2 separate regions of the Homo sapiens genome follow, and region 2 is linked to region 1. The links are chromatin contacts, found by Hi-C in ENCODE. All regions are on one chromosome and are shown on one strand. The core of a region is the stretch at or near the end of the contact, and the rest is flanking DNA. Distances in the headings are between cores, read along the strand shown.

Evidence for each region. Hi-C counts contacts between places; a loop is a spot of excess contacts on that map. Pooled maps may share reads with other maps.
Region 2: a loop to region 1 is called in a map with no recorded cell type, with 2.7 times the contacts of the local background. The contact joins the promoter of OR2A14 here to the promoter of EPHA1 in region 1. A Hi-C loop is called at or near these places in 2 of 37 single-sample maps with no recorded cell type and 8 of 50 pooled maps.

What each region holds. Positions count from the first base shown.
Region 1 is chr7:143,407,606-143,412,987 of GRCh38, reverse strand. EPHA1 (EPH receptor A1) reads left to right here and starts at 4,132. Exons shown (of 18, transcript NM_005232.5): 1 at 4,132-4,264; 2 at 5,310-5,377. The coding sequence starts at 4,183. EPHA1-AS1 (EPHA1 antisense RNA 1) reads right to left here and starts at 5,175. Exons shown (of 5, transcript NR_033897.1): 1 at 5,102-5,175. RefSeq lists an enhancer at 3,448-4,060.
Region 2 is chr7:144,120,644-144,127,811 of GRCh38, reverse strand. It overlaps OR2A14 (olfactory receptor family 2 subfamily A member 14), which reads right to left and starts at 4,636. Exons shown (of 2, transcript NM_001001659.3): 1 at 4,548-4,636.

The DNA.
Region 1 (5,382 bases), core at 2,883-5,382:
CAAGAAAGAATTCAGGGTGAGTCCATAGAGTAAAGTAAAAGCCAGTTGATTAGGAAAATAAAGGAATAAAGAATGGCTGCTCCATAAACAGAGCAGCCCTCAGGGTTGCTGGTTGCCCATTTTTATGGTTATTTATTGATTATATGCCAAACAAGGGGTAGATTATTCACGTCTCTCCTTTTTAGACCATATAGGGTAACTTCCTCACGTTGCCATGGCATTTGTAAATTGTCATCGGTGCTGGGGGGAGTGTAGCAGTGAAGACGACCCCAGGACCCTCTAGTGGCCATCTTGGTTTTGGTGGGTTTTGGCCAGCTTCTTTACCGCAAACTGTTTTATCAGCAAGGTTTTTATGACCTGTAACTTGTGCCTACCTCTTATCTCATCCTGTGACTTAGAATGCCTTAACTGTCTGGGAATGCAGCCCAGTAGATCTCAGCCTCATTTCACCCAGCCCCTACTCAAGATGGAGTTGCTCTGGTTCACATGCCTCTGACAATACTAGTCCAAAAAATTAGTTTGTACTAATTCTCTCATAGTAGTTGCTAGCAACATCCTGGGTTACCCTGCTGGTGATGTTGGTTGCATTTTGACCAGAGCCTATGGATATACAAGACCATGACCTAGGCTGGGTGTAATTTCACCTTATCCTCAGTCAGAAAGGAGCTGGGTAGGGAGTAGAAGGGGAATAATATGAACAGGGTAGTGTTAACGTCAAGTTTGTAAGAACAAGCCACAGCCTGGGCTGCAGGGACTCTGCAGGCTTTCCTTTCTGACTGCAGAATGAGAACAGGGCCAGACGCCAGAAGGGGAAAGAGGTGTCCCTCTGGGAGGCCCTGTCTGCTACGAGGCCTGTGGTTCCTAGGGGACCAAAAAAAAGGAGGAGTTTTGGGGTTTGATTTTGTAATTTTAAATGATGTCTTAGGGCATCTCTATAGGGAATACTGCCCAGCATCGAAAAAGAGAAACTGTTGATGGAGGCAACAAGAAAGATGGATCTTAGAAGGATGAGTCTTAGAAGGATGGATCTTGGGAGCATCATACTAAAGAGAAAGACCCAGAGTCCAGAGACGGCATAAAATTCTGGAAAGGATAAAACTCACCCAAATGGACAGAAACCCTAAGGCTGGAGGTGGGATTGATTCACAGGAGCACCAGTGAATGTTTTTAGATGCTGAAACTGCTCTGCATCTTGACTGAGGTGGTGGTGCATATACATTTGTGAGAGCCCATTGAACCGTACACTTGGAATGGCTGCAACTTATTTTATGCAAGTTGTCCCTCAGTAAAGTTGATTTTGGAATGGAAAAATAATGATGTCTTAGTAATTGAGGTTGTTCTGCTCTGGGAGCAAGCTGGGAGGCCTGCAGGAGAACTCCAGCAATTCCTAGCCTCCACCATTCTCCTAGCCAATTAACATTTGCTCAGTACCTTACAGTTCATAAAGCACTTTCTCCTCTTTTGATCATTACACTGACTCTGTGGGGTGGACGTGATTAATCTCATTTTATAGCTAAGGAAACTGAGGCACATTATGGCTAAGGGAACTGGCCAAAGTCTCCTGACTCAAAATCCTGCTAGCTTTTTATTTTCTGAGACCATCCCTGAATATAGCCTCAGAAATCATCTAGGTCTAGGGAAACTGAAACCATGGTCCAGAGAACATAAATAATTTGACAAAAGTTGTACTGCTAGTTAAGAACAGAGACTAAACTTGAAGATGTGCCTCCTCTCATGACAAACTAACCAGAAAATGTCAAATCAAGATAATCCTGAAAGGAGACAGAAAGTGGACATTCATTCCCCATATGCAGAGACTTTCAGACCAGGATAAAGAGCCTATCCTAAAACAAAAAGCAAGACTTTTTTTTCCAGGGTTCTAGACTCCATGTCTCACTGCATGGAGCAGTCTCCCCCACTCCACACACCCACCCCCCACCCCCCACCCTCTGGAGTCCCAAGGGTCTTGTAACTTTAACAAACTGCAGCAGCAAGCACATGCATTACCTCACCACAGTCTGGCTTATGTCCTAGCAGCAATTGTCCAACGCTTGCTCCATTTCCCCCCTTCTGTTGGCTTTGTACCCTTCGCCCATTCCTCCCTGCTGAAATCACAAAGCTCTGACCCCCGCCAGCCAGCGTGAGCCTCCTCCTCCTTCCTGGAGTCTTTAACATTAGAAAAGAGGCCTCTGGTGCAGAGCAATGTGTGTCAGATGGCCCCTCTGTATACACATTTTAAAAGCATGTAAGTGTGGGAGTAGAGGGAGAGAGGGAGGGAAAAATACACGATGGTGTGTACACAGCGAGGAAGCAATCCTGGGAGGACTTACAAGAAACAGTTGATGGTGGTTAACTTGGGGAACAGAAATTAGAGTGTTGGAGGGCAGAGGGTTCTACTTCCCATTTTGTTTCTGTATGTTCAACATGAATTTCCTAACCAATGTACATGAATTACATTTATTTATGCAAATAAGGATAGTCTGAGCCAAGAACTGATGGGCCGTGTTTGTCATATACGTATCTGCATAAGAAAGCAAAAAAAAAAAACAAAAAACCTGAGAAGCATTACATTTTGAAAATGAGAAAAAGCACCTATAATCCACCACCTCCCTTCATTCACAGTACCGAAATGTGCAACAATGTAAATGATAGAAAAATTATGAACAATTTACCCAGATGGGATGGAGCGAAAGAAGGAGGGGCCAGGAGTGGACCCCCAGCCTCTTTAGTAAATGCATCACTCCCCTTTGAGCTACTGTGATCCCTGTGTGTACCTTGCCTGGGGTCCACTCCTGCCCGCCATTTCAATCATTTGTGCAATTATTTATGTCTCAACCCCCAGCATCCCCAAATTAATAGCTTATATAGGGCAAGACATTGTCCTTCTGTTCTTAGGTGCTTCTAGAGCTTCCTGCATGCATAGCAGAAACTGAACAAACATTTACTAAATAGAATATAAGAAAGTCTCGGCAGAGCGCAGTAACTCAGGCCTGTAATTCCAGGACTTTGGGAGGCAGAGGCAGGGAGATCACTTGAGATCAGGAGGGATCACCTAAGGTCAGGAGTTCGACACCAGGCTGGCCAACATGGTGAAACCCCGTCTCTACTAAAAATAGAAAAATTAGCTGGGTGTGGTGGTGCACGCTTGACGCTTGTGATCCCAGTTACTCGGGAGGCTGAGGCAGGAGGATCGTTTGAACCAGGGAGGCGGAGGTTGCAGTGAGCCAAGATTGCACCACTGCACTGCAGCCTGGGCCACAGAGCGAGACTCCATCTCAAAAAAGAAAAAGAATATAAGGAAGTCCGCAAGAAAGTGAGAGGGCACGTGGTTTGACACCACTAAGATGGGTTAAAATATCCTTCCCTGCCACCTGTGGCTGGAACCTTAACCAGATATTCATGTCTGCTGTGTAAGTGCATGTCAAGGTTCAAACTCCTTTTCTTGTTTACCCAGCCCTGGCCCACACCTGCCTTTCTGCCCTGATTCCCAAGACAAATCCTGCGCCCCAGCAGTCAAACTGGTCCATTCACCACTCCCTGGGCGCACCTTGAGGCTCCCTGCCTTCAGGCCCTTGCTGGTGCCTTTCCCAATCTCTGCCACTGAAAACCCAGGTCACACCAGCTCTCCCTGAAGACTCAACTAATGTGCCCCGATGACTGGGCTTGCTTCCTCTTCTAATCTCCAGATGCTTCACTGCAGGTTGTACCCCACCTTGCATTGTGGTCATCTAAGCCTCCCCTGCTAGAGGGTGAAGATATGACTCTTACCCCTTGCCTTCCCCGGCCCTATTACCCAGCTCTGGGGCCTGCACAAAGACAGAAAGAGGAATATAGGAGTGTAATTCAAGTCAGAGGTAGAATTAGGTTAAAAGCTGGATCAAGATTGGGTTGAGTTTAGGATTAGAATTGGGAAAAGGTTCGTCAATTCTTAATCCCACCTACTAGGCGGCGCCCGCAGTCTCATTCGGGTCAAGACGCCTCCGGTTCTTGAATTTGATTACCAGTCTAGCAAGTTTCTTTCCTGCCCTACTGTCCCTTTAAGGAGGTGAACCAGGTGAGGCCGGGACTCCGCCCCCGGCGCTGGCCCCGCCCCCCGCCCCCGCCCGGCCCGCCCGGCTCTCCTAGTCCCTTGCAACCTGGCGCTGCCATCCGGGCCACTGTCCCAGGTCCCGGCCCGGAGCTATGGAGCGGCGCTGGCCCCTGGGGCTAGGGCTGGTGCTGCTGCTCTGCGCCCCGCTGCCCCCGGGGGCGCGCGCCAAGGAAGGTACCGACCCCCGCCCCCGCGCCCCCAACCCCCGCGCCCCGCCCCTTCCCGGGGCCCGGCCAGCACCCCCCTGCAGAAGCCGGCATTCCTAGGGGCCATGTTCCCCGAGACCCTCGCCAGCTCTCTCGCTGTGCCCGACCGCCAGGCTATCGACTGGCCAGGCCCATCTTTGGTCTTTAACCCCAAGCGGCTGCTCTCCCGGGTCAGTCACCCCCACTCCCGCAGGCCAGCAATCTGCTCCTGGGAGTGGGGAGGGAATTCCGGACCCTTGCCAGGAAGTAGCACCTGCACCCGCACCCCTGCCTGCATTCCCAGACAGTCCCAGCTTCAGGTGCCCACCCCAGAGATCTGAGCCCTTGGAAGTTGAAGGTGGGAAGTCGCCTCCTGCCAACCTAGGCCAGGGACAGAGGGAGCTGCCTCCGGGAGAAGGGTTAGGACTGACGCCACAGGGGTTCCCAGTTGTCCGAGTCGAATATTCCATGTGAAAGTTGGAACACCCTCTCCGGCCTTACTCCCCCCCACTTCCCAGGCAGGTAGCTGTGCCTCTTATCCCCACTTCACGGCTCTGATCACTGGCCAGGTCAGGCCAAAGCAGGCTTCGGACAGTGGAGGTGAGCCTCCCTACCCAGGAAACCCCTTCTGAGGTCCCCGGTCCACCCTGCCCACTCCTGGCTAGCAGAGGTGAGCTCCTCCTGCCCTCCACGCGTTCCAATCCTGCAGCTGATGGGTGTCCCAGGACGCAGCAGCCTGGGTAACTGAGCGTCTCGTGGGGCTGCTCTTCTTGCATTGACTTTGGTCAAAGACCCAGCGCCCCAACCCTTGTCCCACTCTACCTGCCTTCCTTCACACACACAAAGAAGAGTGAAATCCCTGGAGCTCTTCACTCCTCAGTCCTGAGCCCTTTTTCTCCCCTAAGCCTCAGGAAGTCACAGCTTTTAGGAACAGGATGTTGCAGCCTGGGGCTGAGGCCCCAGAATGATTAATGTGGGCTGCAGGGGCACCTCCTCCCCCAGAGGTGACAGACTTCTTTTCTCCCCACTTTCAGTTACTCTGATGGACACAAGCAAGGCACAGGGAGAGCTGGGCTGGCTGCTGGATCCCCCAAAAGATGGGGTAAG
Region 2 (7,168 bases), core at 3,387-5,886, 710 kb before region 1:
AGCCTGAGGACTATCTTTATTTTCAAATCAGGCTAAAGGTTCAAATCCAACAGGATACTTTTAAAAAAACAATTTTGATGTCTTTTATTTTAGTAAATACGTAGATCCTCAAATTTATATATTAAAATAGGGTATTGTACAGAGTATTTAAACATTACAATTTTTCACTTAATATAATACTTTTCCTGTATCGAAATTATATTTTATGGACATTATTTTAAAGGGGCACAATATTCTGTCACAATTTACTGAATTTCTTACTGTTTGAATTTTTGTTTATTTCTTATTTTTATTGGCATTGAGATACATTTCTCTTAAACTTAAGATTTGCCTATATTCATAATTATTTATTAGAACATATTCTAAAAGTGAAATTGCAGATGCTAAATATACAGACATTTCTAAGGTTTTTATCCCTATTTTAACTTCCATCTAGAAAATCTGACCAATTGCAATTCCCTCCCACAGTGTGTAAGAATCATGTCTCTTTGCCACATAGTCAGTACTAGGCATTACCAATTACAATCTCTGTTACTTTCATAAGCAAACAATGTTCTGTAACTTATATTTGTATTTTGTATATCCCTTAACGAATGATCCTTGAGTGCATGATCTGTTTCAGCCACTGTTCTAAGCTTTAGAGGCCCAGCTGTGGATGATGTAAACACATTCTGAAAGGGAGGCAGATTATAAAGAAGTAATATTAAGGTGATGTGCTTCTCTTCCACACCTCACATTTCTATTTAGGGAAGGAAACCTCTATGCCCCTGGATAAAATTGTTTTAGAGTATACCTGCCTCTCTCTTTCCCCTAATTTATATGATTTGTGAAACAGGAAAGAGAAACTGAGGGTGACCTTTCTCTGTTCTCTGTTTCACCTGCATGCATTTCTATCTGCTTGGGATTAAGGTATCAGGAGCATGTTCAGTCCCATTTGGAGGTGGGGAAGGGGTGTCAGCTAATGGTTGTGATTTTAATTTGGAGAGAAACTTTGTTGAAAATATAAACCATGCTTTTCAACAGACTTTATTAATAAAATACCTTTTTGAATTATATCCGATTCTTTCATGTATTATTCAACTCATTTTTTCCAGACTTGGAACAGAGAGAGGGCATGATTCATTACCACTGTAAAAGACCAGGAGTAAACAAGTAAAGATAATTGCTGGCCATGAAAAGAACAATGAAGGAAATAATCTAGGTAAAATAATAGAAAGCTACTTGATTTGAGGGGGGTCTCCTTTAGATGGGATGGTTGGAAAAGGTCTCTCTTAAGAGGAGACAGGTGAGTGGAACCTAAACCATGAAGGCCACAACCCTGCCCAGAGCCAAAAGAGGATCATTCTCTACACAGAGAACAGTAATGGAACAGTAAACGCAAAGTCTCTGAACAAGATGCACTTGGTGAGTTCTGGGAAGAGAAAGAAAGAAACACAATGTACCTGAACCATAGTGAGCAGGAGATTGTACTTATTCTTTGTAACCTTGTTTATATTTTTAACAATCTGAAATTGACATAAAAAATTCATCAGTTTAGCTGATATACTTTTGACTTTATAATAATTGATTTACTTTTAGATTCATGAAAGCAGAATACAGTTAAAAGATATGTATGTACAGAACTTCCAATGAGCACATATTTGAAATAGGAAACTGTTTAATTTTCTGCACAATATAATTTTAATGCCAGAATGGTAGTTGTCAATTTTTGGACACAGCAAATGTTGTGTTAATGTCCCAATGAATCAAGCTGAAAAGGAGAAGCCTTTTATCCCTGAGACCTCCAAGCACATGGATATTTTGCATATTTTTAGTCCCTCCTGGCTCCCATCTGTGGTGTACACATCTGTGCTCCTACTGTTCCAAGGCCCAGTGACCTAGGTAGCAGGCATTTGGATGCTTTAGGAGTAAAAAAAAAATCCAGTCATTACCAAATAAATACAATTGTTTGGTTAATCTAAATTCATAATTAAGCAAATCTGGGTTTATAGTTTTATTTGTAATTTTTGTAAAGTAAGGAATTTCGGGGAAAAAAACCCCAGCAGCCTAGAATAAACTATTTCTAAAGAGCAGGAATAAAGAAAGAAACAAATAGAATTCTTAGTGAAAGTGAAATTTAATCAGACGTGAACTACATCCAAACTGTATAAAACTCTGGTTATCAACTGTGCTTTTAACAGTTGTGTACAAGAGGCCACAAGGAGAAAAGTCTATAATGGTGGCTACCTACACACAAAAATTGTCCATCTGTTCAATTGTGAAGTTAAGTAAACAAATATACAGTATAAGAGGAAAATAGTTTTTTTCCTTTTATTTATTGGCATCCTTTTGTATTTTGGATTTCACAGTTCAAGTAGTCAGACTTTTCTTTTAGAAAAGCCTGTGGAAGTTCAATAAAGAATCAGATATCTGAAAGGAAGATTTATTTAGGCATCCACTCCAGTTACACATTACAGAACAATCTTCAGTGGATGGAGTAAGGGAAAAAACTGCATGGATACATTTTTCTGTTCTTAAAGAGCAAAGCAAATTTAGCAGTGACAGAAAAAAATATGGTCTCTGAATAAGAATGAAAGCAACAGGAGTAACAGTCTTGGCCAGAACACTATTCCAGTCTTGATTCTGAGCAATGAACATGACGCATTTGAGTCACGTATTCTAAGGCTCATTATTGTCAAATGTAAAATGTTGACCACAGATACCAAAAGGACTGATGTGAAGAAGAAATACCATCGCACTGGTACATTATAGGAATTTAATAAATGTCAGCTGTTACTAATGATATTAAAGAGATCGTAAAATTGAGGGAAGTATTAAAGCATAGGAATTGGAAATCCAGTGCAATCATCATGGTGTTGCAAACACTTTCACGTTTATCTTGCTTTTCTTTTTGGCTGTTTTTGAGTTTAAATATAAGACACACATTTTGCTTTGATTTCCTAATATAAATGTTCCTATATTTTGATTTTTAAAATTAAAAAGCAATTTAAAGAAATGGAAGACTCCTTTGAAGTAACCACACTCCCTTACTGAAGAAAAAAAAATACAGGCTGTAATAGTAAGAGGTCAATCCCACCATGCTAAATATCCCAATGATAGAGAGAGGATTAATTTTTTGGAAAGAAAAGGGGGGCGTATTTAGGGTGTTTAGCACTGACACAAAAGAAAAGTTTCTATTGAAAATTGTCTTAGAATGGGAGCCCTGGGGCCTCCAGCAGTGGGGTTGTAAGGCAGCACTGATTTGTCAAATCTTTGCAATTACTCAGAAATAACTTGCCATCTCCAATAATATACTTTGACACTGAGCTTAGTCCTAGGGAGCAGCCTAGTTTTTTTTTTTTTTTTTTTTGAGACGGAGTTTCGCTCTTGTTGCCCAGGCTGGAGTGCAATGGTGAGATCTCGGCTCACCGCAACCTCCGCCTCCCAGGTTCAAGCAATTCTCCTGCCTCAGCTCCCCAAGTAGCTGGGATTACAGGCATGCACCACCATGCCTGGCTAATTTTGTATTTTTATTAGAGATGGGGTTTCTCCGTGTTGGTCAGGCTGGTTTCAAACTCCTGACCTCAGGTGATCTGCCTGCCTTGGCCTCCCAAAGTGTTGGGATTACAGGCGTGAGCCACTGCACCCGGCCGCAGCCTAGTGTTAAAAACAAATGAACAAGCATGGATTCCTGAGCCCTGCAGCCTGGGTTCAGATCCTGGCTTTGCTGCATACTAGCTTTATGACTTCTCTGTGCCTCTTCATGCCTCAGTTTCCCAATCTACAAAATGGGGTAATAAATTCTGTCTCATAACATAGTTGTGAGGATTAAATGCATTAACTCACATAAGAACTTAGGTTTTTTAGATATATAATTAGGGATATGAGAACCATCGTTAAGGAGAATGTCTGGATCCAGTCATCATAAGGAGACATGTTCTGTGCTCAATGGTTCCTCTGCTAAAATCAGAAAAAAAAAAGAGAACCTGTACCCTGACAGGCACTGGCTTTTCCCTGTGAGTGAATGGTGCCTGTATCCAGAACAACTGAGAAGGGGATCTTGTCTGGTGACACAACGCTTCTGAGAATGTGCAGGACTAGGCAGTTAGCAGAGGGGCAAGGAGGATACATCCCTGGGTAAGCAAACCACTTACAAACTCTACTTCAGTTTTTAAAATTAGCATTATTTGTAAAAAAGAGTCACCTGAGCCGCATAGCCCCTGACAATCATTGGAGCCCTTTAGCCAGATCATACCCTATAGGGATGGTTATCTGATCCTCTTCTATGGCACAGTGATGACAAAGCCAGGAGCTGCCACAGGGTAATGAGGGGATATGGATGGAGGGGCCGAGAAGGTCAGAGGTACATGGCCATATCCTGGGATAGACGGTGGCCCCTAGAGGTCCCCTCAGGACCCTAGCTATAAATACAGACTTAGAAGCAGAAGGAGACCACATAGCACGGGCATTTCATCGCTACTATCTGGAGCCAGTGATTTCATTCACTGCCCCTTTCCCATTTCCATCTGTAAACCCTTTCTCAAGGCAAATACACCACATTTACTTACAGTACAATAATCTGTGGTCTTTTCTTCTAACATACCCTTGGGCTTGCTAGGAACCTCAAAGACAGGAAAGGCAGAATGGATAGACTGGGATTGATTCTCCTCGCTAATGAGGCCTTCTTGGGAGGTGAAGCCCAGATACAAAGCTCTCCTGAACTTTATGATACAATTAGTTGTGTAAGCCAGGCTTTTTCTACCATCATTTGACTAGACACTCACTCCCTGCAGAGAAAAATAATAATTGAGAGAACAGAACCCAGTGGTAATACTTCTAATCATATCTCTCCAGAGACAATTAAAGATATTTGCTACTTTCCTATTAGCAGGCAAACCAGTGAAGGCATTGCCCATGTTTATTCATTTTGTTCTTTCAGCATTCCCATGGGATGTGTTATGTGTGTTTACTTGGGATTGGACAGGGACAGGATTTCTGTTAAAAGACAAGACTCTTGCACAGAAGATTTAAAAACCAAGATCATGTCTTAAATTAATTTCTTTCAATACTTATTCTATCAATCTTAAAATTGTTCCACTCTCTAATTCCTAGTTTCCCTAGAGGAGAGCCAATGATCTCTTGGTCTCTGCTGGTTAGAGGTCCCTGAATTCTGTTAAAGCATCACTTCAGAAAAATAGCTTTCTCTCAATGGAGAAAACGTCATTGTAAAATAACTACTGCAAATTTCTCACAAATATTATTGACTTGGTAGTTCAGGTATACTTCATCTTCTTCCTTGAATTTCTTCAGTGTGCCTTCCATCTCAAGCATTTCTTAGCCACATATTTATTTCCTTATTGTGGGTTAGTGCCTACAGATAAAATGGCCATACTCTTTCTTTCTCTATCCTTTTTTTTTTTGCACTAAGTGATAAAGTTTGACGATTGTAAAATCCTTCCAGTTCTTACCCTCTGAGTGTCTTTTCTTAACCTAGATCTCAATAGAGGTTTAATTCTTAAATTATGGTGGAGGGAGCACTTCAAAATAATAGTAATAGATTTAACCTATCATGGAGAACAGTAAAAGATATATCCAAGAGGAGTATAATTGGAGTTATTTTTCTTTTAACATAATCTGTGTGACCAATAGAGGCTTACTCTACTTACCTCATTATTCTTCAAAGCACACACTCTACTTCATTCAAGTACTACCCCTAGCAGCTCCCAGTCTTGAAATTCTTATTCCTTATTTCAAGACAATTTTAACTGTTCTACCCACTTGACTTCATACTTAATACTGATTCTGCAAAGCACTCTTGGAGCCCTCTTCACCAATCCAACCCAAACTGGTCTCCCTTGTGAAATAGAACATAACATTTACATTTAGCATGCTTTCAGGTTGTACATAAATAGCTTTTTACTCCCAGTATTTTTATCATTAACGTTTTCTAAAAAGTTACCACAGAAAATTAATTTGATCACCAACATTTGGTGGGCTCTTTTTTGGTTCCATATGAACTTTAAAGTAGTTTTTTTCCGATTCTGTGAAGAAAGTCATTGGTAGCTTGATGGGGATGGCATTGAATCTATAAATTACCTTGGGCAGTATGGCCATTTTCACGATATTGATTCTTCCTACCCATGAGCATGGAATGTTCTTCCATTTCTTTGTATCCTCTTTAATTTCATTGAGCAGTGGTTTGTAGTTCTCCTTGAAGAGGTCCTTCACATCCCTTGTAAGTTGGATTCCTAAGTATTTTATTCTCTTTGAAGCAATTGTGAATGGCTCTCATGATTTGGCTCTCTGTTTGTCTGTTATTGGTGTATAAGAAAGCTTGTGATTTTTGTACATTGATTTTGTATCCTGAGACTTTGCTGAAGTTGCTTATCAGCTTAAGGAGATTTGGGGCTGAGACAATGGGGTTTTCTAGATATACAATCATGTCGTCTGCAAACAGGGACAATTTGACTTCCTCTTTTCCTAATTGAATACCCTTTATTTCCTTCTCCTGCCTAATTGCCCTGGCCAGAACTTTGAACACTATGTTGAATAGGAGTGGTGAGAGAGGGCATCCCTGTCTTGTGCCCGTTTTCAAAGGGAATGCTTCCAGTTTTTGCCCATTCAGTATGATATTGGCTGTGGGTTTGTCATAGATAGCTCTTATTATTTTGAAATATGTCCCATCAATACCTAATTTATTGAGAGTTTTTAGCATGAAGAGTTGTTGAATTTTGTCAAAGGCCTTTTCTGCATCTATTGAGATAATCATGTGGTTTTTGTCTTTGGTTCTGTTTATATGCTGGATTACATTTATTGATTTGCATATATTGAACCAGCCTTGCATCCCAGGGATGAAGCCCACTTGATCATGGTGGATAAGCTTTTTGATGTGCTGCTGGATTCGGTTTGCCAGTATTTTATTGAGGATTTTTGCATAAATGTTCATCAAGGATGTTGGTCTAAAATTCTCTTTTTTGGTTGTGTCTCCGCCCAGCTTTGGTATCAGGATGATGCTGGCCTCATAAAATGAGTTAGGGAGGATTCCCTCTTTTCCTATTGATTGGAATAGTTTCAGAAGGAATGGTACCAGTTTCTCCTTATACCTCTGGTAGAATTCGGCTGTGAATCCATCTGGTCCTGGACTCTTTTTGGTTGGTAAGCTGTTGATTATTGCCACAATTTCAGATCC